3 separate regions of the Homo sapiens genome follow, and all the other regions are linked to region 1. Evidence: read pairs that join two places in POLR2A ChIA-PET (ENCODE). Cell type or tissue: HepG2. All regions are shown on one strand.

The links. Peaks named below come from ENCODE experiments on the same cell type or tissue, not always from the same donor. Only the 100,000 strongest peaks of a DNase experiment are listed, where the experiment ranks them.
Region 2: POLR2A ChIA-PET joins it to region 1 with 6 read pairs; 3 of 35 experiments call an interaction of 5 or more read pairs at or near these places.
Region 3: POLR2A ChIA-PET joins it to region 1 with 7 read pairs; 2 of 35 experiments call an interaction of 5 or more read pairs at or near these places.

Annotation. Positions count from the first base shown.
Region 1 is chrX:153,684,433-153,692,432 of GRCh38, reverse strand. SLC6A8 (solute carrier family 6 member 8) reads right to left here and starts at 4,507. Exons shown (of 13, transcript NM_005629.4): 1 at 3,597-4,507; 2 at 1,927-2,058; 3 at 880-1,129; 4 at 326-458. The coding sequence starts at 3,858. It also overlaps a transcript of PNCK not described here. In HepG2, CTCF peaks have their summits at 5,192 (motif pointing left) and 7,837; DNase peaks (open chromatin) are centred at 2,580, 4,602 and 7,812; H3K4me3 peaks cover 3,072 bases.
Region 2 is chrX:153,529,610-153,537,609 of GRCh38, reverse strand. ATP2B3 (ATPase plasma membrane Ca2+ transporting 3) reads right to left here. Exons shown (of 22, transcript NM_001001344.3): 3 at 1,155-1,488. The coding sequence starts at 1,362. Among named protein-coding and RNA genes, the nearest start is that of ATP2B3, 16 kb to the right of the region's middle. In HepG2, no CTCF peak of the experiment used is centred here; no DNase peak of the experiment used is centred here; H3K27me3 peaks cover 2,953 bases.
Region 3 is chrX:153,623,322-153,631,321 of GRCh38, reverse strand. No RefSeq gene overlaps it. Among named protein-coding and RNA genes, the nearest start is that of DUSP9, 20 kb to the left of the region's middle. RefSeq lists a cis regulatory region at 4,246-4,259 and enhancers at 4,180-4,324, 7,379-7,878. In HepG2, a CTCF peak has its summit at 3,263; DNase peaks (open chromatin) are centred at 3,421, 3,861, 4,241, 7,821 and 2 weaker places; H3K4me3 peaks cover 3,262 bases.

The sequences.
Region 1 (8,000 bases):
CTCTGGGTCCCCAAGGCAAGATAGGTAACAGATGGCCAGACCAGGTCCACCAGACTGTCACAAGAGTCAGAGACTGGCAGGAGGGCACCAGTGGGGGTGATGGGCACAGGGAAGGGACAGTGCCTGCCAGGGCCTCTATCCCCAGGAGCAAAGGCTGCTGGGCCCTGGATTTGCAGGGTGGGGAGCATTGCTTGGCTTTCAGTACCTCCCCCTTCCTTAGGGCTAGACTCTGTCTGGTCACCTCCCGTTGCCACAGGTGTGCCTGGCACAGACATCCGGCTCCCAGGGCTGAGCCACCCTCCCCGCTGCATGCCTCTAGTGGTACCTTTCCCGTGGATTTGACCCCCTTCCAGACACAGAAGTAGACCAGCACCCAGCAGGCCAGCAGACAAAGGGTCACCTCCCAGTTGAGGGCCCCTGGCACCTCCAGTCCCCCAGACAGCCTCAAGACTTTGTTCCTAGGGGAGGGAGGGAGGTCCCATGAGGCCTGTGCCAGCAGAGGATGGAGCCACAGGGTCCACCCCCAGGAGTTGTGGCTCCCTTCTCTCCCACAGCCCAGGGTTCAGCGGGTCCCTCTTGTCCAATTGGGCTGGGCCTGGAGCCCACGATCCCCTGGCCATTGGGAGGCCACTCCCATCCCACCTCACATGCAGCCCCAGCTCCCCCATCAGGGGGGAGTGACCAGGACAGTGATCGGCTGCCGAACCCAGGAGCGAGGCTGGCCCCAGGACTCTCCGAGGACAGGCAAGGGCAGGCAGGGTCCAGGATGGACTGCCAGGCAACACCCTGGTGCCCCCTCAGGGCCACTCCCCTGGAGCCGGGCAACATGAGGGAGACCTGGGGGATGGGATGGGCTTGGCCCAGAGGTGCCGGACTCACTCCCAGAACTCGATGACAGGGGACCGGCGGTCAGCAAGCTGGTCACAGGTGAGGTTGGCCAGGCTGGCATTGGCACAGTCTTCATGGCGGAAGATCTCCACGCAGTCGGGAGTGTTCCAGGTGTGGCCACATGTGGCCCAGGGCAGCGTGGTGGTAAAGGACTTGACCAGGTAATAGAAGCCCCAGGCCAGCACCATGATGTAGTAGGTGTTGCAGTAGAAGACGATCACCATGGAGGCGTAGCCCAGGCCTGGGGCCGGGAAGTCCTTGCCATGTAGATTCTTCCCTGGCCACCTCCCCCTGCCACCCCTTTATGTCCCCACCCAGGCTGGCCGTGCTCCCACCATCTGTCCTCCTGGAGCCTTGTTTGTGGTGCTCCTGACTCCCCTGGGCTCCCCCTTGTGTGAGCCCCAACACTGCGCTGACTCCCCAGCCTGTCTCCTCTCCTCCAGCCGCCCCCTAGACCCAAGGCAGAGCGAGCCCCTCTCCTCCTGTCCCCATCTGACCAAGTGCTGTGGAGTCTCCAGCCTCATACACCTGGCCCCTTCTGTGGGTCCCACTGCCACCATGGCGGTTCCAGGAGGTCCAAGCCTCTGCCTGGCCACCCAGTAGCCTCCAGTCCTCAGCAGCTGGTGTTGATGGTGGTGGTGGGGGGGGGGGGTTTCTAGTCGCCTGAGGTAGTGTTGGAGACAGTCGCCCCTGCAGTGGGCAACCTCAGTACGTCGCTCCACCTGTCTGTGCCCCAGCGTCCTTGGGGATAGTAACAGTAGGACCTACCTAGAGAGCCAAGGGTGCTGCTGGGCAGGTCCCGTCCCCAGCCCGGCTATGCCTGGCCTGTCCTTGCCTTGTGGAGCTGCCTATGCCCCCTCTAGTCCCCGCTTCCCCAAGTTCGCTGTGCGGCCTGAACATCTCCTCCAGGCTCCCCCCTCGAGACTGGGACGCCATCACGTGGCCCCAGGCCTGGTGCTCACGACAGGAAAAGATTTCTCAAGTGGGAGCCAGCTGGGAGAAGGGGGCAGTCCCTGAGGCTGGCCAAGGGCTGCTCACCTTTGAACAGGGGACAGATGTTCCAGACATTGATGCTGCCGGCCTTCATGAACTGGCCCAGCGAGATCTCTAAGAAGAAAATGGGGATTCCTCCAACCAGGGCGATCAGGACGTAGGGAATAAGGAACACACCTGGGGGTGGAGGCACAGCGTGGACTCAGGGTGGCCCCCAGCCAGGCTGCCCAGGCCCAGCGGGCCAGCCCAGACTCCAAAGGCCCCATCACAACTTCCGACTGGGTGAGTCAGTGTAGGGGTGGCCACTGACTCAGGCCCCAGGTGGAGTCTTGAGGGGGTGGGTTGAGTGTGTTGAAGAGGGGCTACAGTAGCCCCTGAGCCATTGGAGCCCTATTCCCTGGGTGGCAGAGGGGCCCTAGGCCCCCAGGGCTTCCACCCCCACGGTCACTTGGGGCGATGGCCATGGAGGACACACACGCTCAGACACGCGGGCTGTCCCTAGTGCTGCAATTCCCTGTTTCAGGCAGCACAGTGAGGGCACGTGCATGTGTGCATGTGTGCCAAGGCTGGGTGATCAGGCCTGGGGGGCTCATCCAAAGGCAGGGAGCGCGACTGTCCTGCCCTTGGACGCTTGCCTGCAAGTGTGAGGTCTAAGGCAGAGGGTGGGTGGGTCACAGTCCCCTGCTGGTGGGATGGCGATGTGCAAGGACAGAGGGATACAGGTGCGGAAGAGGGGCCAGGCCGGCCTTAGCAAGGCCAGGGAGTCAGGCTCTGCAGGAGATAGGCAGGGCGTGACACAGGCCTATCTCCTGAGGCCAGCAGGCTGGGGTGGGGGTGGCAGAAGGGCAGGGAGAGCTGGGTGCCACTACCCCCTTCTCCTCTCTGGGCCTCCTACCCTTGCCCTGGCTGGGCTCGCTCCACTACTCAGAGGCTGAGCTTGGCTGCAACTTGCCTGACTCCAGGTCCCAGCATCCTTCTCCTGACCTTGGGCAAAGGCCTTTGCTCTGGACCTCTGTTTCCCACCCATCACCGGGTCACTTCGGCTTCCAGCAACCCCAGTGCTGTTTTGTAGTCACAGGACACACGCGTGCCCATCGCTGTTGCTAAGCTGGGCCCGGGCGGGCGGGCGGGCGGGCGGGCATGGGACGTGCATGCAGTGTGTCCAGTGGCGGCGCCAGGCGGGCCAGGCCGCAGGCTTCCCAAGCCTGGCTCGGGCACCCAGTGTTCCAGGCCCGGGCCAGAGGGGAGGGGCGGGAGGGCCGCGAGGGGAGGGGAGGGCAGGGGGAGGGACAGAGTGGCCCATTGTGTGTGTGTGTGTTCGTGTGTGTGCACACGTGGGGGGCCCACACAATGTGCCGCTTGTGTGCCCGACCCGTGGGGGCAGCCAGGGCTCCTTACCTCGCGGAGACCCCAAGGCGCAGGCCTGCTTTCCCACCTCGGCGGCCAATCGCTCCTCCCAGCCCGGGAGTCTGGGGGGCAGCCTCGCGGGCATCGCCGGCCCCCTCCCCCCACCATGCCAGGCACATGACTGCGAGGGGGGTGGAGGCGCCCGGCCCGGCCACCGAGCGGCAGCGGCGGACGAGGGGCGGCCCCGACCCCCGCGTGCCCGGGGGCCACCCGTTGCCCGGACTTCACCCCTCCGCGGCGGCTCCGGGGGTCGGGCGGGGGCCGGCGGCCTGCTGGGGGAGGAGGCCGCGGCGGGCGGGGGAACTCACCTCCGCCGTTCTTGTAGCACAGGTAGGGGAAGCGCCACACGTTGCCCAAGCCCACGGCGAAGCCCACGCACGACATGATGAAGTCCATCTGGCGCGTCCAGGTCTCGCGCGGCGGCACGGCCAGGCGGCCGCCGGGTGTCCCCAGGCCCACGGGGCCGTCGCCCTTGGCCGGGGCCCCGTCGGGCCCGGGCGCGATGAGGGGGCCCTTCTTCTCGTCGCCGGACACGCTATAGATGCCGTTCTCGGCGCTCTTCTTCGCCATGGCCTCGGCGGGCCGCACGGCCGGGCCGGGGTCGCGGCGCCTCACGGGGGGCGGCGGTCAGGCGGGGGGCACCGGCGGCACCGGGGAGGGCCCCGAGGGCGCGGGCCGGCCGGGGGCCGGGGGGCGGCCGGGCCGGGGGACGGGGCGGCGGGCGGGCGGCGGGGTGCGGGGCGCGGGCGGCGCAGTCAGAAGCAGTCCACGAAGCACTTGAAAGTGAGCCTGAAGAATCTCATGTGTGTCGGGGGCCCGGGGGCGCGCGGGCGGCGGCGGGGCCCGGCCGGGCGGCGGCGGCGGCGGCGGCGGCTCCCGAGGCTCCTGCCCGCGGCTCGGGCGGCGGCGGCTGCGGCGGCTCCTCGCCCGACCCGAGGCTCAGCCTAGCGGGGCGCGGGCGACATCGGCGCCCGCGGTCTGCAAGCGGCGGCCGGAGCAGGGGCCTGTGGCCCGCGCCCCCCGCCCCGGCCGGGGCCCGCGGAGGCTGCCCGGCTGGCCCGCGACTCCGGTGGCGGTGGTGGCGGCGGCGGCGGTGGCGGCGGCGGCGGCGGCTCGGGCGCGCCTCGCCCTCTCCTTCCCGGCGGCGGCGGCTGCAGCCGCTCTCGGGGCCGCGGCGGGCTCAGCGACTCGCCACCTCGCTCCGACTATCCCTCTCTTCCCCGTCCCCGGCCGGCCGCCGCTTAAAAACCGACTCCGGGGTGATGTCACTATCGCCCCACCCCCACGGCCGGCCGGCCCCCCTCCCCCTCCCCCTCCCGCATCCCTCCCTCCCGCCCTCCTCGTCACACTCCGCCCACCTCCTCCCTGCCCTCCTCCCGGGGAGGAGACGCCGCTCCAGCGGGAGGCAGGATGGTTGCTACCTGGGGCGGCCGCCAGCTCCTCCCGCAGGGCTCCGGGCCGCCCCTCGCCCCAGGGTCGCCGGCTCCTAGTGCAGCCCAGGCTTCCCGGCCGGCCCCTCCCAGCCCTGGGAAGACGTCCCCCGGGCCCCCTCAGCCCTCCGCCTCCCCTTCTCTCCCTTTCTCCCCGCTCCTGGCAGGCTGCAGCCGTCTCCTCCCGGTGCTCCCTCCTTCCTTGAGCTCTCTCCACCGCTGCCCACTGGGGGCTACAGCTTCCCGGCTACCCTGGAAGCTGGAGGCCGGGACCAGCTCTTCAGGTGACAGGCCTCTGTGTCTCCACAGTGGGCAGAGGGGAGCCTGCCTGGCTGATGAGCAAGCCTCGACTTTGTCATCAAGGCAGAGAAGGGGCCCGGGTAAATGACCCCGGCGGCCCCCACCCCTGCCTGGCGTGAGAGTGGGTAGGGGCTTCGGACTTGAGGGGACTGGAGCGGGAACAAGGCAAGGCTGCCCCCTGGTGCCTGGCAGGTGCACAGACCCTTCCCCAAAGGCCTCAGGCCTGAGGTCCTGGCTGCCCGCCCCCCACCCACCCCGTGTTCCTCTCCCCAGGACCCCCCAGGCCTCCCTAGCAAGAGCCAGCTTGTTGGGCTGCCTCTCCGCCGCCAGCTGAGCAGCTTGTTTAGAATTTTCTAGGGCTAAGAGTAGCCTGGGGGTGGGGTGGGGAAGGAAGTGGTCATTGTCCTGGCCTGGGAGGTAAAGTGTGCCCCCCTCAGCTTCAAGCTCCCTGATCTGATCGTGGACACTGCAGTCCCCAGATGGCTCATCCCGTTAAGCTAAGCCCGCGGCCATCCGTCCAGCTTTAGGAAGAAAAGCAGTTCCGGCCCAAGCCAGATTGAGCTTGCTGGGTGAGGGAGGGACAGTGTCCCCACCCAGGCTTGGAGGAGGAGCCTCAAGGGGTGTGTGTGGTTGGGGGAGACAGGCGGTGTCACCTGTGCTTAGACCAGGGGTGGTGGGTGGGTACCCCTGAGGTGGCAAGGTCACACTGCTCATCAGAAGTTTCTCACTAGGGTCTTCTCTGGCCCAGCCTTTGACTGAAGCTGGTCTGGAGACAGGGGCATTAGAGAAGTGACTCATAGATGGCCTAAAGAAGCGGGGCCACTCAAGGACCCAGGACAGAGGGAAGAGGGCCAACCCAGCTGGACCACAGGCAAACCCCATTGCCTTTGAGAGAAAGAAGAGGACCCGGTGAAGTAGGCTCGGAGGGCCTCAGCCCAGCAGGAGTGCGGGGTGGGCGCGTGATGTCATCGAAGGGAGGACGGTGACCTGGGGGAGGGCCGCTTTGAGGGAGAGTGCAGGCCACGGCCAGACAGCTCTGGGAGCCGCGGGCAGGGGAGACTTTCAGATGTTGCTTGTCAAAGGGGTGGGGGTGGAAGGGAGAGAAAGCAGAGGCTCGAGAAGGATGTAGGAGAGCTGATGGCACTTTGGGGAAGTGACCACTGCTGCGGTTACTCCTCCGGTGGGTTCCGAGGCCAGGGACAGGATCATGAGGGAGTCGCCACCCCTGACTGCTGCTGCCTTTGTGAGATCAGAGGAGGCCGAGGCAGAGGGCGAGGTGGCCAGGCTGGAGGGTACTGGAGACAGAAGTGAAGGGTGGGGGGCTGTCCAGAATGGCTGCCACTGCTCCATGGACCCTCGGAGTGGGAGCCCCCACATCTGAGGGGAGGTCCAGTGGGCCCCCATACCTGACTCCCACGACCTCCTGGAACTGGGCTCTTCTCCAGGCAGCCACCCCTTCCCACACCCACCTTCTTCCCCGCCCTTTGCCAGCCCAGCCTGGGGTGCACCCACTACCAGCCCCTGGGCCAGGCCCTGCCTCCCGCCCCCAGCTGGTCTGGACCCCATAGTGACTGTGAACTCCTCCTCACGGCCTGGGCCAGACCCCAAACTGCATTCTCTGAGCAGCCAGAGGGACCCTCCTGAAGCACAAATCTGACCAGCCCCTCCTTTATCTCATCCCTTCTTTGGGCTTTTCTGTGCCCTGGAGGTAGAACTAAATTTTTCTCCAAGACTACGAGATGGAGTGTGATGGGGCTGTGCCCTCCCAGCCTCGGGGCGTTCCCCCTGAGTTTTCCCTCCACGCGGGGCCCACAGCCTGGGCTTCCCTTTCTCTGCTGACCTCCAGGACTCTGTCCCAGGAGGCTCCTGAGGGAGGTTCAGGAACCCTCCCCACGTCGGCCACCCTGGGAGCCGCCCCTGCCCAGCCAGGGCGAGCTGGGCCTCTTTGAGCAGTGCATGAAGTTCAGGCTGGTAAGGCTGGAGTTCCCGGCGGGGAGCTCCGGCCGGAGCTCTGGTCTCTGTCACAGGCTCTGACCCGGGCGGCCAGTGACAGGGTCTTCTGAGGCTGCTCCCACGAGCTGCTGAGCAGTTGGGGGAACAAAGGCAAAGCGATTTCCATCCCTGGCTGGGTCCTCTCCCACGTCCGAAGGCTTCAAAGCGTTCTCGGGCTTTGTCAAGGCGCGTCAGGCTCGGCCCGGGGGCAGCAGCTGCTGGGGAGGGGCAGGGTGGGCTCTCCAGGCCCCCAGCTGAGGGCCGGGTAGCTGTCCCCCGCCAGCCCTTTCCAAGCCTCCGCCTGTCTTGCCAGGCCCTTGTGTTCTACTCACTGAAGGGGGGTTCCGAGCATGTGCAGGAGGGGGTGGGGGTGCCCTGCGACCTGTGCCCAGCCCAGAGCTCCTATGGTGGCTTCTGGGTGAGAAGCAAACTGTTCTCTGGGGCAGAGGCGACCGGGGAGGGGCGGGGGGAGAGCTGCACCCTCCCCTTACCGTGTCCCAGGGAGTGGGCAGCCTTTCAGGCCCCAGCTGGGGCTGGGGGGTTGGAGTAGGAGCTGAGGAGGAGGGAGAGGGGAGGAGAAGGGGAGCTGGGGGGAGGGCAGGGGAGGGGGGCTAGCCGGAATGCTCCTGTTTGTTGGGGGAGGCCTGAGAATTGGAGCCAGCGCCCACTCAAGCCTAGGGCAGCTGCGGACCGGGGAGGGGCTGGGTGAGGGGCCACCGGGCCCTGGGGTGACTGGTTATCCTGGGAGGATGGGCAGCTGGAGACAGGATGGGGGCGCCTCCTCTTCTGAAGGCGAGCCGGGCACAATGAGCTTTGGAATTAGAATAAGCTGGGAACAAAGGGGGAGCCAGAGTCCACCTGGAAGGGCTTTGTACTTCCAGCTCCTGGGGAGGGGGCCGACGTGCGGCTGCAGCCAAGCGGAGAACAGAAAGAATGGGGCTGGGGGCGAGGGCCTGCAGCAGGGCAGGGATGGGGGGCAGCAGAACCCCC
Region 2 (8,000 bases), 150 kb after region 1:
CTCCAGGGCACAAAGCTAGGGAGACCCAGGCAGACCCTGGAGTTCCTGACCTGGCCCGCAGCCCCCCTCCTCCATCTTCACTCCTCCCTGCAGCCTGAGTGCCACCTGCAGACAGACGGGGCCGAGGCCGGAGCCACAAGAGAACAGTCTCTGGGTTGAGGGTGAGGGCAGAGCGGGAGGCTGGAGGTGCCAAGGAGCCTCACGGCTGGGAGCAGAGGAGATGGGTGGGCCCAGGCGTTGCCCAGATGGGCAGCAGATCAAATCAGCCCGCACTGGCTGGGGAACAGGCCTGGCACTAGGCTGGGATAGCCCCAGCAGCCCTGCCAGGCACGCAGCGCCAGAGAATGCTGTGGCTCCTGGAATCTGGGGCTGGGCCTGGCTCCTGGGGGTCCCCGCTTCATGGCAGACCGCAGCAACCAGGGCTGGGCAGGCCTCACAAGGCCGGGTGGAACATTGCCTCCCACAGGGATAGTCAGGCCTCCGCCCCAGATCTTTCTAGACAGTGCTCACCGGGCTTTCTAGAGCCTCCCTCAGCAGTGAGACCGACACTACCCTGGGCTTGTGCCTCTTTGGGACAGCCTGTGGCCAGTCAGTGCCACCTCTGATCAGCACTCTGGGCCTCCCGTGACCCAGCTTCGGTCACCCCTTCCTGCCAGACCCAAATGGCTTGTGCCATCCCCAGGCCATCCTCTCTCTTCCCAGGAGAGGCCCCGGTCACCCGAAACTCCGAAGGCTTGCACCCTGCATCCCTTCCTCCTGTTCTGATCCCCCTTAAGTGAACACAGGGTTGAGCACACCGGAAATCCCCAAATATACAGATGGGGCTGTCTTCCTCCTCCCTGCCCTGCCCTGCCCTGTTCCTCGGAAGGGTTTCTGTTTGGGGCCCATTCCGCCTGTGTGTGTGTCCCATGAAGTTCCCATCTCCCCCTCCCCAGTCTCGCTCTATAGAGCGGAGAACTCCTGATTGTGGAGGTGTGGAGATGAGGGGGTCAGGTCAGGTTACCCAGGGCATCTCCCCCTCAAGGGAAATGGCTGAGAGGAGGGGCACAGGTGGCCCTTGACCCTGGCCAGCCTTGGGGCTAAGGATGCCTTCAGGTCGCTCCTCTGAAGGCTGGGAGCAGGGCTGGGTGGCATGCAGCCTGAGAGGGACTTACCCTCTGTGGGTGAGGTCTTCAGCCTCCGGCAGAGCCCGCTGACATCCCCGTAGGCCTCCTCGATCTTCTGCAGCGCCTCGGCCCCTCGCAGCTCCATGAGGGTGCGCAGCTCCGCCAGCGTGCACCCAAAGCCTCCAGCCTGGGGGACATCCCGCTGCTGCTGGGGCTTGGGGTGGAACTCGATGGAACTATTGGCCATGTCGCCCATGCTGCCTGTCAGGCCTTCTCACAAGTGCAATCTTGGCTCAGCCACAGCTAGGGACAGGCGGCCACCCACGGTCCCAGTGCCCAGGCAAGGTTTGGCGGCGGTGAGAAAGCTGCTAAGCGTGGACACCTGGGGAGATGGAGGCGAGAAGAAGCCAGGGGAGTGGTTGAGACAAAACTGAGGTCCCATCTTCCAGAATATTCTCGGCAAATCTTCACTCAGTCTGTGCCATGACCCTCGAAGTGCAGAAATCACCTCCCAGGCTGGGCCAGTGGCCCTCATGCTCTGCCAGGCCCCACCAGCCAGGCCACTCCCGGGTCCTGCCCACCATGGGTGCCCAGAACCTGGAGGGCTTGCCCAGGTGGGGGAGGGGAAGTGTCGATGCCTCCTGCCAGGACCCTGCAGTGGTTAACACTAGCTAGCTGGAGGCAGAGGCTGTCACTGCCCCCCAGATCCATTCGGGAACCCACGCTGAAGTGAGGGCAGCGTGCTGGGACTGATCAGTGGCTGGTCTTGCCCGCGCCCCACCACCAGTCCTGCGCTTGTTCACTCCGGTTCACTCCCTGCTCTTGCCTGGTTAAGATGCGCCCTGTGCAGCGGGCATGCCATGAGTCCCTGGTGGTCTTCTGGTGTGGCCTTAGTGGCTCACGGTTTCTGTGGCCCTGAGAGTACCTGGGGGGCCAGGGGCGAGGAAAGGAGGAGGCCCGGAGGAAGGGTGGGAAACAGGGGAGGGGAGAGAGGGACAAGACGGAAAGGCAAAGAGAGGGAGGGAAAGGGGGATGGAGGGAGGGAGAAGAGGGAGGGGATAAAGGGAGTGGCTGAGGAGGAGAGGAGGAGAGGGTACACAGGAGAAAGCCAAAGCAGCCACAGGTCGCTGGTGAGTCTGCCAACGTCCCAGCCCACAGCATGGTGCCACCCACTCCCCTCCACGCTCTTCTTCCCTCCAGATGACAAAGTAAGGAGCCAAAGTCTCCCCACACTGAAAGCATCCAGGCCACGGCCCTGGCCCCACTCTGCCGAGCATCGCAAAGTTGTCATCCCTCTCCCTGTCCCCGTCACCTTACCCAAGGATCCGCTAGGGCCCAGGCTGCCCCTTCTGCAGCCATCACAGTGTTTGGCGGGGCCCACTGCAGCTCCTCTCTCTCCGCTCCTTCCCGGCCCGAGCTAAGCCTGTCACATCCTCATGGAACTGAAATGGCCTCAGTGCACATGGCCTGGCCTTGACATCAGCCAAGAGCCCTCCTGGCAGCTCAGCAGGGCCCTGAACCCCCGTCTCTGGGGAAGCTCCTGGCTCAGAAGCATCCGTTGGAAACGAGTGGCCCAGAGCCCTGAAGAAAGGGGAGAAAGCCCTCAGGCAGCCAAAGCAGACACGGCCAAGTCCATGGCCTTATTCTCAGGAGAGGCCCTGGTGGATACTTCACGAAACATCCATCCACAGTGACCCATGTTTGAAAAGCGTGGGCACCTGCGCGTTTACTCTCGCGACACATTGCACATGAAGCAGCCTTCACTTCTGGGAGATGTGGGGACAAAATGATGGCCATGTGCCTGTGCCGTCCTCTCTCCCCACCTCTCCCCGCCCTGTCTTGCAGTTGGTCACCTGACACATATTCACCGAGCAGCTACTACATGCCTGGCACTGGCTTGATGTGCTGGGACAGGTGCTCAACAAGTTTCAACTAACCCCGTCCCTCTCTAGCTGGGACAGGGAGAACAGCAGGCCCGAGGGCCAAGAGCTGTGGGGTTGCAGCTGGGGCAAAGGTGAGGCAAGGCGTCTGGGGACAGGCATTGGGGGGAAAAGACTAGAAGGAGTGAAAGCTGAGGAGAGGGGGCCAGGACAGCAAGCGAAGCTGTCCCAGGTGAGGCGGGCTCCTTCTGGGGGTGCTGTGTGGACGAATTGCCCTTGCTTTTCTGATGCGGGAAACTGAGGCTGGCTTGGGGAAGTGGCAGAGCCAGAGGACAGCTGGGTGTCCCACTTCTGACCCCTCAAGGCAGCAATGGCAGCTTTCGGCTCTCACCTGGACTCCTCGTCTTCTCGAGACAGCCTCCCCTCCCCACCCCAGGACCTTTGCTTGTGACGGTGCACCTGCCAGGGCGCCTTCTCCCTGCCTTCCTGAGCTCCAGTCACCTCATGCCTCAACAATCCCACCATGTAGCAACTTTGTGCCACTGTCAGGTTCAGGCTCTGTGCCCCCAGCGGGTGACAGAGTGAATGGCTTGTGTGGTAGGCTCTTGGGTGGCACACGGCCATGACAGAAATGCTTGTTCCTCAGAGCAGGGGTTCCTCGTGGCACGGTCACCGAGGCCTGGTGGCCCTCCCCTGGCATGTGCTCATCCTCCCTCCTCTGACCATGGCATACCCAAGGCCAGCTCTGTCCTCCCCCACCCGGTCCCTGCCCCTGACCCCACAGCGGTGGCCCAGACAGAACCATACCAGGTCGTACAGCTGCTCCTGACTGGTGCAGCCATGGCTGTGTCTGACTGGACCCACAGTGACTCATGGGGAGGGCAGTGGGCAAGGAGGCAGTCCTCCCCTCTGCCATGGTCCCGGGGCCAACTTCCTTCTCCTCGGCTGGCCCTGCTGGCCCTCCCCACTGCAGGATCCCCACCCCTCAGCAAGCAAGCTCCACGTCCTGTGGACCACCTCTTAGGTCTCTCTCTAGTCCAGCAACTGGTCATGACCCTGCTGTGAGTCACCACTTTCCTGGTTCAGGCACCATCACTCCAGCGAGCCCCTGTTTCAGTCTCCCATCCCCATCAAGCAAAAGGCCAGATTCCTTCTGAGCACTTCCCAGCCCCACTCCCACCCCAGCCACACAGCCCTGCCAGCTCTGAGCCCCGACCGCACGCCCTCTGTTCCAGCTCCACCTGCTGACCTCCGATGAATCCTCTTAGTCACAATTCAAGTGGAACATTCTCCAGGAGTCTCTGCCAGTTCCCCAGCCAAAACTGATTGCGCCTGAGTCTATAATCCCGCGACCCATTCCTATTTCACTCTGCTTGGCGCTGCGATGATCTGTGAGCTTGTCTCCCACCAGCTGGGCCCTAAGCTCTTTGAGACACGTGGTATGGAGTCGGCAGGAAGTCTACCGCGTGGTCAGTCCCGCATGTGGCCGGGGGCCTGGAGGAATGAGTGAATGGGGGCCTGGCCCACAGGGGAGGAACTTGGAGTCCTGGGAGGTGGAGTCTCCATCCTGGAGGACAGGGTGGGGTCGGGGTGCTCTGCTAACCCTCACTGTCTTCATGAATGCAACAGGCTATAGGGCAGACAGGATCCATCAGTTAGAGTAAGGCCCATTTAGAGCGACTGTTGGCTGCTGTGCAGACCAAATGGCATATACTTTGCTTTTCTGGGTTCTATATAAGCCTGGGCGGTGGCCTCCCTGAGGCCCAATAAAGACAGCAGCCATCGCCGAGATGGCCAAGAACCGAAGTGACTAGGCCTATCAGTTCTGCAGGCCTGACAGAGTTTCCGGCCTGGGCTGGCTGCCGAGAATGGTCTGTAGGCACCAAAAGGGCAGGGAACATACCATTTCTGTGCTCTTTCATCTTTCTGACCTTAATTGGCTTCATTGAAATGAGAACCTCCACAGAGGGGGCCTCGCACCTTCCGGCATTTGCACCATCCCCGCACAGACTGGCCGGCCTCGTGGTGGGAGACAGCCAGGGGGGTCCCTGGCTGCTGCCTCCAGGGGCTGCTGGAGGGGATGGCCCAAGTCCAGGCCCATTACTCAACCGCCTTCTGGACTCTTCTCTTCAGCAGGGCCCAGAGACCCTCACCTCCCAACTAGGCTCAGAGTGCCTACTCCCCACCCAGTGACTCAAACCCACCTGACCAGAGACCCAGGGGTCCTCTTTCCCCTATGTTGTCCCTCCCTGGCTTTGGGGGCTCTGCTGGCACCTCCAGCTTAGTCCCCCATGGACTTCCTCCAGGCCCTGGGCAGCCCAGCATGCTCCAGAAGGCTCGGCACTTTCTAAGTAGGGGGCACCCCCGCTCCCATGGGGCCCCTCTCAGGACCCCATGGCACACACTGAGTTTTGAGCCCACATCTGCATGCCAGCTCTTGACAGACATGTTTCTTTCACTGCACCCTTGGAAACACCCTACGAGGGCCAGGAGAACTCTCCCTGCCTTACAGAGGGGGAAACTGAGGCTCAGGAAGCCTCCTGCTTTTGCCCTGGTTCTCCCAGCCCTGCCTTCCATGTGACTTGAGGTGGGTCATGGCCGCCCTTGCTGGGACGCTCTGATGACACCCCTGAAAGCCTCCCCAGCAGGCCCAGGCTGCATTCCACTCGGCCACCTGCTCCGCCTTTATGGAGGAGAGAACAGATGGAGGGCGAGATCCCACCACCGTCCTCCAGATCTCAGGTGATGCACGCATCGGGATTCACGCCATTCTCTTTCCTGAAAACAGCCCCACTGCACCCCAGTCGAGCACCCCTTCAGTTTCTGGGGTCTGCGTGGACATATATCCCCACAGGGATGATGGGGCATGTACTGCCAGGAAGTCCCAGCTCCCGAGTCACTCCCTAGTCACTGGACCCTCAGTGATGAGAACATGCGGCTCCTGGGCATTCAGACCATCTGGAAGCCAGAGCCAGGCCCAGGATGCCGTGGCCCCGAAGCAAGAAGGAAGCAGAACTCAGGGGCAGAGGGCAGGAGGTGGACGCCTGGGGGCCTACCTGGGCACATGCCCTCCACCGTGGGCCCTCCTGAAGGCAGACTGTCCGTCACCTGCTCCCTACAGACCCACCAAGCAAGGGCCCGCCTTTCAGAAGGGCCCATCACTCAGCGACGTGACTCACTACGGGGATTCCTTAAAACAATAGTCCCCCATCTCTCTCCACCTCCAGGCTCCTAGAACACAGGCCAGGCCCGGCAGAACCCAGAGAGGAAAAGCAAGCCAAGGCAACAGCGAGAGGTGTGGCCCAGGCCTCGTAGGTCAGGCCCGGGGTGGGCCCCTAGACCAGCTGGGGAGCAGGTGGGGAGAGGGCACGGAAGGAGGGCGCCCAGTCTGGCAGCCACCCTGCCCTCTCCTGGGCCTGGCATGATCCTAGGCAGGTCGAGATGCTGGTGGCTGGTGTGCACCTGGGAGACCCCTTTTATCCCTGATTCCCCACATCTTCCTGCCCTTGCGCCAGGCCCTCTCCTTCCTGCCCGCCCCTGCCCCCTCCCCTCTGCTTGACGCACCTTGGCGACCACCTGGGAGGGGAAAGGAGGGTTCCAAGGACAAGGCCTGCATGCAGCCAGGGAAGGGGGAGGGAAGGAGCTGAGGCAGAGAACAGCCTCATTAATATTTCAGAGGCACCGTCGCTGCAGCTCCTGGGCCCTCACGGCTCCACTTGTGCTGGTGGAGGGAGGAGGATGGGAAAAGAGAAGGAAATAAAACCCGAGAAAACAGATTTAAAGGGACAGGCTCCCCCTCTGCCCCCCACCGGCCCCCAGTGCTCTGTTCCTTCCTCCCCCTGTTCCTGGTACAATCTGTACACATGACAAGTGGCTCTCATGCCTGGAACAGCTTTGGGCAAAAACAATAGCCATCACCATGGCGCCCCCTCCCCACTCCTGCATGCACCCACCTGCCTGAAGCTCTGCCCTGCAGGGCAGCCCCGGAGGGGCCACCTTGGGGACCCACTGGCAGCTGCGTGCAAAGCCAAAGCAACCGCCTGTCCGGCGCCGGGTGCCGCAGAAAGACACAGGCATTGGAAGTCCTCGTTAACAAGGGTCCAGACAAGGAGGATTCTGGAACCCACAGAAACACCCTGGAGGTGGCAGGAGCCCAGGAGGTTGCCCGATTCAGCCTGCGCCTTTGGGTGGATGCACTTCTGCAGCACTCCTGGCCCCTAGGTGGCCCAGCGCTCTACTCTAATCTACGGCAGCCCATGCCAGACCTGGGTGGGCACCCCTCCCCACTCAGGGAACTTCACGAATACAGAGTCTTGGGTCCAGAGCTTCCCATTCAGAAGCGGGAGGACCAGAACGCTATAAAGCACCCCAACCCCTGGGGGATCTGGGTGTCTAGTCAAGCTCGAGACCACACATTTGCCTGCCTTCAGAGGCTCCAGGGCTGGCCCAGAATTCTCATTCAAACAAGCACCGCCATAGAATGGAAGACGGTGCAGCCACTGTGGAAAGCAGTAGAATTCCCATAGGACCCACCCACCCCACTGCTGGGGTAGGCCCCAAAGAATTGAAAGCAGGGACACAAACGTATTTGTCCACTCAAGTTCATAGCAACATTACTCACAATAGCCAAAAGGTGGATGCAACCCAATGTCCATGGATAGGCAGCTGGATAAACACCATGTGGCCCATCCAGGCCATAGAATAGGACTCAGCCTTACAAAGTAAGGCCATTCTGAGACGGGCTTCAACATGGCTGACCCTTGAGGACGTTGGACTCAGTAGAAGGAGCCAGTCACAGAGAGGCCAACACTGTAGGATTCCACTCCTGTGAGGGCCTCATAGGAGAGCTGTGAAATCTGAGGGGACGGACAGTGGAAGGGTGGGTGCCATGGGCTGGGGGCTGGGGAGTTGGGGTTGAACGGGGCCAGAGCTTCAGTTTGGGAAGACGAACAAGTTCTGCGGCTGGATGGTGGTGATGGCTGCACAGCACCATGAATGTGCTTCTGCCCCTGGG
Region 3 (8,000 bases), 61 kb after region 1:
ACACACTGTATGATTTTAGCTCTGTTAAATTCGTTGAGGTTTGCCTGGGATATCGTCTATATTGGGATGTGCCCCATGGGTATTCTGCTGTTGTTGGGCAGAGTGTTCTGTAAATGTCTATCAGATCCTGTTTATAGATGGTAATGTTGAGTTCTTTTATAATTTGCTGATTTTCTGTCTAGTTGTTTTGTCAATTTTTGAGAGAAGTGTGTTAAAATCTCCAACCATAATTGTGGATTTGTCTATTTCCCCTTCCAGTTTTATTAGAGTTGTTTGTTATTGAGACAGGATCTGGTTCTGTTGCCCAGGCTGGAGTGCAGTAGGATAATCACAGCTCACTGCAGTCTCAACCTCCCAGGCTCCGGTGATCCTCCCACTTCAGCCTCCCAAGTAGCTGGGACCACAGGCACACACCACCACACCCGGCTGATTTTTATATTTTTTTGTAGATATGGGGTTTTGCCATGTTGCCCAGGCTGGTCTTGAACTCATGAGCCAAAGCAATCTGCCGGCCTCAGTCTTCCAAAGTGCTGGGGTAACAGGCATGAGTCACTGCACCTAGCCCTCCAGTTTTATGAGTTTTTGCTTCACATATTTTGCAGTTCTGTGGTTTGGTGTATACGCATTTAAGATTGCTATGTTTTCTTGGTGGAATGACCCTTTATCATACACAGTTTTGTTGTTGAAATGAATTTTAAAGATTTTTATGCAGGTGATTTTTTTTTAACCAGTTACAGTTTTCATGATATTTGGCGCCTGGCAACAGAAGAGGGTCTCCGTGAAAAGAGACTCAACTCAGAGGAGGTAGTTTTGCTTTCTTTAGCTATTCCAGACCGAGACTGAGGAAGAGGAAGGACAGCCTGCACCTCCCTCTGCCCCTCACCATGGAAAAGGGACAAAGCTACCAGTGAACATTCTCATCCACTTGGAGATGCCGATATAACAGAAGCACAAATGGGGCTGGAGGTTTTGATAAGAAACTTGTAACTCCTTAAAGAGGTGTTTGATGAATTGTTTATTCTGCCTCTGACATAGACTCATATTTAACAAGCAGTGGCAGCTCATGGCTGATATTGAAACAAGGTCCTTAGTTTTTTCTTAGTTAAATGGCATTTCTTTAAATCCTGGTCTACATTATGGCTTTTCCTGAGTGTGTATTCCAGTATAGTAATTCATGGCTGGTGATGTTAACTAAGAGCTTATCTTTAGGGAGAAGCATGATGCAGTAAGCTCCCAATCCGTGCCTGTGGAGTGAATGGATGAACCAATTCAGTTGGGTTCTGGGGACAATCTAGGTCTGTGATAGTTACTGGGATGGTGGCTGAGGTCTCAGGAGCAAGTGACTCACTTTTAACAAGTAGCTCACAAGACCCACAGGTAGGACAGGACCAGGGAAAGCCACTGGCTCTGCAGAGGAAGACGGCAGGCCACTGAGCTGCCGCTCAAAGTAGGAGTTCACCAGGTGGCTCTGGAAAGCAAGTCGTAGCAGGCTGGGGGCACAGCATGGGCAAGAGCACGGAGGCACAGAAATACTTCCCCTGCTCAGGGACCTAGAAAGAGGGTCTGTAGGCCGGGCGCAGTGGCTCTCGCCTGTAATCCCAGCACTTTGGGAGGCCGAGGCAGGTGGATCAGTTGAGGTCAGGAGTTCGAGAGAAGCCTGGCCAACATGGTAAAACCCCGTCTCTACTAAAAATACAAAAATTAACCGGGTGTGGTGGTGCACGCCTGTGATCCCAGCTACTCAGGAGGCTGAGTCAGGAGAATTGATTGAACCTGGGAGGCGGAGGTTTCAGTGAGCCGAGATAGTGTCACTGCATTCCAGCCTGGGTGACAAGAGCAAGACTCCATCTCAAAAAAAAAAAAAAGAAAGAAAAGAAAGAAAGATGGTCCATAGTATTCCTGGAGTGTACTGTACCACAGGGCGTTTGTGCGTGTGCTCATGTGCGTGTGCACGCAAGTGTGTAGATATTCAGGATAAAAATGAGGCTGAAGGTTGAAGAGCCGGGATGTGCCACACGGCTGCCACCTCAGAGGAGGGAGCTGTGGGGAGGGAGACAGCAGAGGCTGCCCTTTTGTTCAAGAGCCTAAAGATGCTTCCTGAATGCCAGCTCGGCTCCTGGAGTCCCTGAGGCAGGGCGCACTTGCTCCCCTGGGTCATGCACAAATGCACTTATGTGTGTACACAGACACAGACATGCACAGGCAGACAGACAGACAGACAGACACACACACACACACACACACACACACACACACATGGGCCTGCCTTGTTCACTGGCGCAGCCCTCCCCAGGCTCTCACACGGCCTCCTGCACACTCCTGCCTGCAGGCACACAGGCAGGCACTCCCGCGTGTTCCGAGTGTGTGCTCATGTATGCGTCCTTGCCAGCCTGATGCTGCTGGCCTTTGAGGCCCCTCAGTGCCGCCTTGCTCCTGGACCCCGTTTTAGCTGGCTGCCTGGGGCTAATCCCTTCCCTTGCCCCCTCCCCCGGCTCTTGGCCCTGTGTACCCTCCAGAGTGTGGGTGAGAGGGTCCTGGTGAGGCAGGCCTGCTGGGGGAGGGAGGGAGGCACTCTGCCCCATACCTGGGCCACGGGCATTCAGTGCTGGTTGCTGGCCCTAGCAGTCGAGTCCTCACGGGGAGGCCCACCTCTGGACCAGTCACCCAGGGCAAACAGGACGTGACCATCTGACTTGGCCACAGGCTGACAGACCCCTTGAGGCTATTCTCTCTCAGGATCTGTTTGTGCAGACAGCCTCAGAGCTGCAGGGCCCAGCCTCTCATGTTACCTGCATTGGGGAGCAAATGATTTTCACATGTATATGAAATGCAGAGGCTAGTGTACGTGTGTGTGTATGCATGTATGTGTGTTGGCCGCTCACTCCTCACCCAGCCCCTTAGGAGGTTGCTGAAGAAGAAAGGGCCAGAGCCTTCCAGAACCCCTTGGAGCAGCCTACATGCCTGCGTGTGTGCTCCCGGGAGGGGTGTGGAGAGAAGAGGCAACCGCACCTGGAGCCACTATAGATGTGGCGCGGCAGGGGAGCTCGGCATCAGAAATTGCTCAAGTACACTTGAGAATGTACTTGAATTGTACAGAATTGTACAACTGAATTGTACTTGAATGTACAGAATTGCTCCACTTGGGTGGAGGTGTGTAGTGTGCAAGGCCATCCCTGTGAGATGCTAGGTGGGCAGCTGGGCTCCCAGCTCTGGAGCTTGGCTAGAAGTCTGGCTGGTAGGGAGCGGGCAGGCCTCGGGGAGGGCGCCCCAGGCTGAGCAGCTGGCTTCCTTCCTGGCAGTCCCAGCCTCCCGGGCCTCTTGCCCGCCCCTTGAGGCCCCTGGCTGCCGCCCTCGCTGCCCCAGCCCCGGCCACACTGGCCCTTTGCACGGTGTTGACACACATTCCATCGCCTCTGCTTACCGCCTTGCTTTCCATGTGGGCAGATGCCTGCGGCGATGGCTGTCTGGGCCTGTCCTCTCCCTGGGACCCTACTTCCTGCATGGCGATCTTGCAAATACCTCCCACCCACACTGACTTTGACCTGGCCCAGTGGGGGCCCAGGGGGCTGATTCCTGGAGTTTCGGGCACCCCTATGAGTCCCCAGGCTGAGAGGGCCAACCTCCAGCCCTGGCTGGTGTAGACAAGGGTCCAGGTTCTGAACCCGGGTTTGCTGCCTGGAAGGCCCTGTCCCTGCTTAAGGCAGATGGAGGTGCCTCTCTCAGGAGGCCCCAGGCCTCGGGGCCACATTAAGGGGAGTGGAGAGGAGAGAGGGCTGTGTGAGGACCGCCGGCGGGGCCGGTGTGCCCTGTCATCCTCTCTAGGTTGGGCATGTGTTTGCAATTCTTTACAGTAAAAAACTGAAAACATGCTGGAAGGGAGATTGATCTCCTGACAGGATCATGGGCTTGTCAAGGTCGTCTTCACTTGCTCTAGGCGTCGCGCTCTTCAGCTGACCGCGCTGCTGCCTCCACCACCAATGTGTCCACACACGCGGTGCCAACAATGGTGCACACGGTGGCCCCTGCTCCCCCATTTCTAGGCTTGTGTGGGACCCGCAGCCCACTGCACACGGCCCTTCCTCCTGCGGTGGAAGTGGGGTGCACTCCCAGGGGCCCCCGGCCTAAGGGGCTCACTCCCCAGCCTCCATTCAGGTTGGCCGCTCATGCTCTCTGGAAATGAGCCAAGGACAACGGGAGCTGCCTTCCCAAGGTCGCCCCAGCCCCCACCAGGTTACTGGACGATGCGGGTGCAAAGGTCCCCCCGCCCCCCGCCTCCACGGCCCAGGAGGACTCTGGGCTCAGCTCATTCCCTCGTGTCGGAGTGGCCTGGGCTGCCGCAGCAAATGACCACAAACCGCTTGGCTTCAGCCAACAGGAATTGACTCTCCCAGTTCTGGAGGCCGGAGTCCAGAATCGAGTGCTTCCTCCGGTGGCTCTGGGGGCGGATCCACCCACCTCTTCCAGCTTCTGGGGGCCCTGGGCACTCCCCACCTTCGCCTCCACATGGCCTTCTCTGTGTCTCTCTCTCTTGTCCCTTCTAAGGAAACTGTCCTTGGATTTGGGGCCCCCTGGATCATCTGGGTTGCTCTCATCTCCACATCCTCAATTTAATGACATCTGCAGACACCCTTTATTTGCATATAAGGCCCTGATCACAGGGCCTGGGTGTTAAGATATGGATGTATCTTTCAGTGGGGGCACAAACCAGTCACCCCACAACGTCTCAACAGCCCAGGCCCCAGCCACAGCGCCCCGGTGAAGGGGCAAGCTTGGGCACCAGGACACACAGCCGAAGGCCACTGGGCACCTCCCTGCCTCTGCTTGAGGAAAGGGGCTCCGAAGCTGTCCCTGCACTGGGCCCCCTGGGGGCCCTGCTCCCTGCAGCCGGAGGTTCCCTGAGCGGCATCCCCGCCCTTCCCCTAAGCCCTGGGTGGACGGCTTTCGTCCTGGGAGCACAGGCCTGCTGAGGGCTCCTTGCTGTGGGCCAAGTGCTCCTGGCCAGGGCCCAGGGTCTCTGAAGAAAAGAAACCCCTGAGCTCTGGTTTCTCAGGGGCCAAGGGGGCACCTAACTCATGCTCAGCTCCCAGCAGCCAGGGCTGGGTGGGCAAGGCTGGGACATGGGAGCGCTGAACCCTCGGTATATTAAGGGGACACCGGTGCCTGGTGAATGCAAAGCCCTAACGTCCCTGTCCTCCAGATCAGGACGCTTAAACTCATTGAACCTCCTTTTTCAACTAGATGCCAGTGTGGGAAAGGCCTCTGCCCCCAGGATCCCGCAGCCAGCCTGGCCAGCTGAGCCAGCCTAAGGCAGAGGAGGGTCCCCCAACTCTCCTTCCACCTCCTTCAGACCATGTGGCTCCACAGTTGGCCCTGGGGGGAGGTGCTGCCTTGGCTCCCGCCCTGCCGTGAAGGTGGCTCACAGCCCCCTTTGGCCTGGTCTTTTCCCACTGGCTCAGTCCTTTGGGGGACTCGCTCACTTCCCATGGACAGCTTGGCTTCACCCTGGACTTCCCTGCTGGGCCTCTGGGGGCCTGCTGCTGACCTGTCCCCAGGAGGGAGCTGCCTCTGGCCTGGCAGGTGCCCCCAGCACAGCGGGCAGGACCACAGCTGTGGGACGGCGCTTGCTCCCCTGTGCCCCGGCTACCTCGCCTGCCCATCGTGGGCCAGCCTGGGACAAGAGGAGAACGGGAGACTGGAGCTGGGGGGCAGCCAGGCCAGCCAGACTGGGAGGGGGTGGCCGGGACCCAGGGAGGAGAGGGGAACTCCCCGCTCCCAGACCCCCCGACTCTTCCTCCCCAGCCCCTCCTCACCCACCTTCACACTCCAGCTCTTTCTCCTCCCTTGGCTCTGCCAGGGGCTGTCTCACCCCCTGGACTGCTGACCTGCCGGGCAGTGGCCGCTTTGCAAGTGGCTTCTGGGCCAATGCCCGGAGGGGTGGCGCGAGAAGACTGACCAAGAGGAAGAGATTTGGCTCCAGGGCAGTGAGTGGAAGGCTCTTTCCCCCGGGTACCCCGTCTACCCTTCAAAGAGGGGGAGGGTACGCCAGCCATGCCTCAACAACAGTCGTCCATTTCAGAGGCTGCCCAGACCACCCTCTGCTCCCTGCAGGAAATACTGAACCTCTTCATTCATTCATTCATTCATTCAACACATATTGAAGCACCTGTGCTGGTGATAGAAGAGTGGACTCGACCAAGTGTCTGTCGCCATGACTTTGATATCCTAGCTGGGGAGTCGGAAGGTTACCTGAATGAAGGTCAGGTTATTCCAAGCCAGGGTGCACCTGGGCCCAGGCATCCTCTGAGCCCCTTAGCACGAGCATGGCTGTGGCAGGTTCCTGACTCGCCAACCTCTTGTCCTCTGGCACCTGGAGGACCCTGGGTGGCAGTGCCTGTACAGCCGTGAGACCTCCCTGGGGTCCAGAAACTGTGGCTACTGGGCTTCATGGTAAGCCCGGGCTCCTAGGCCTGTGAGGCGCTGGGGCTCTGGCCAGCCTGTAGCCTTCAGTGGGGTGGGTCTGCACAATGGAGCCTCTGCCATGGCCTTCCCTTCCCTCCTTCCTTGCAGTTAACCTACATTTGGTGTCTCCTGGCTTTGCCCTTCATTTCTCCTGCTCACGGTGCCAGCCTCTGAGAACAGGCTGCTGGGCCGTCCCAGTCCCTCCTGCCCCTCCCCCTTACTTGAAGCCAGAGGTCATGGAGCTGAAGCACCAGGCCATGGAGGAGGGTCATGGGAGAGAGAAGGGAACTGTCCAAAGGGGGTGAAGGAGAAGGGGGGGACACCTGGTTGGGGCAGGTGACTGTCAAGAAGACTTTCCAGAAGTCTGGCTAGGAGGCACGGTCCTGTGAGCAAGAGGGTGTAGCTGGAGGGGGCTCCAGTCTGCCTGTCCCTCCCCCACCTTGGCTGTGTCCCCAGCCTTCCTCCCGGTGGCCCAGCCCAGCCCGGCCCTCGCAGTCAGTGAGTTCCTCCTGAGCCAGTTCTGACAGGGACCTGTCCTCCAGGTCAGGGGGTGTTCCATGTGGCTTGGTTCTGTGGGGTCCAGTCTGCCCAGCCAGCGGCCCTGGGGCTTGACTGTGGTTGGCGGCCCTTGATCCACGGCACCCACCACTTGTGTGTTTCAAGGGGCTTTTTCTCACCAAATGAGTGTCCCATGGTTGCCATAAGAAATGACTATGGACCCTGAGGCTTCAAACAGCAGCAATCTCTTCCCTCACAGCTCTGGAAGCCAGAAGTCTGAGATCCAGGTGTGCGCAGGGCCGAGTCTCTAGGGGGGATCCTTCCTGCTTCTTCCAGCTCCTGGGGGCTCCAGGCTTCCTCAATTTCTGCCTCCATCTCCACACGGCCTTCTCCTCTCTGTCTCTCCTGTGTCTCAGAAGGATGCCTGTCATTAGATTTGGCACCCCCTGCCCCCCGTCATGTAGGCTTACTGTCATCACATCTGCAGATACCCTCTTTCCTAAAAGGGTCCCACTCACAGGCTCCAGAATGTGGACACATCTTTTGGGGACCAGCACACCCCGACAGGCACCCCATTTCTGAGGACAGCAGCAGGTGGGTGCTGACGGGGCGGCTGCTCTCTGCTGAAGTGTGAAAGGGCTAAACCCTGCAGTAGGGACCCCTCCCTCCTCCTGGCCCAGCCGCCAAAGCCACACGCTCTGTCGCCCTTGCCTGCTCTGGCTCTGGAGAGCTGAGGGCCCTTCTGGGGGCCCAGATGTGTCCGTGGCTGAGCTCGGGTACAGGTTGGTGCCTGAGGTGTCCCTGTTTGTGACTGAGAGGAGTGGGCGTTGGAGAGGCCAAGTCCTTGACCTAACCTAGCCAGAGGGGAAGGGCCGGTGTCCTTGCAGAGGGGCTGACCTCAGGAGGGAGCAAACACAGGGGGCAAGGACAGGCCATCTGGAGGGCTGGCAGGAAGCAGAGTGGTGGGGGGCGGTGGGTCCAGTGGTGTCAGGGAGCTCTGGGGCCCGAAGGATGTAGGGGCAGGAGTGTGCCAAGACAAGGGT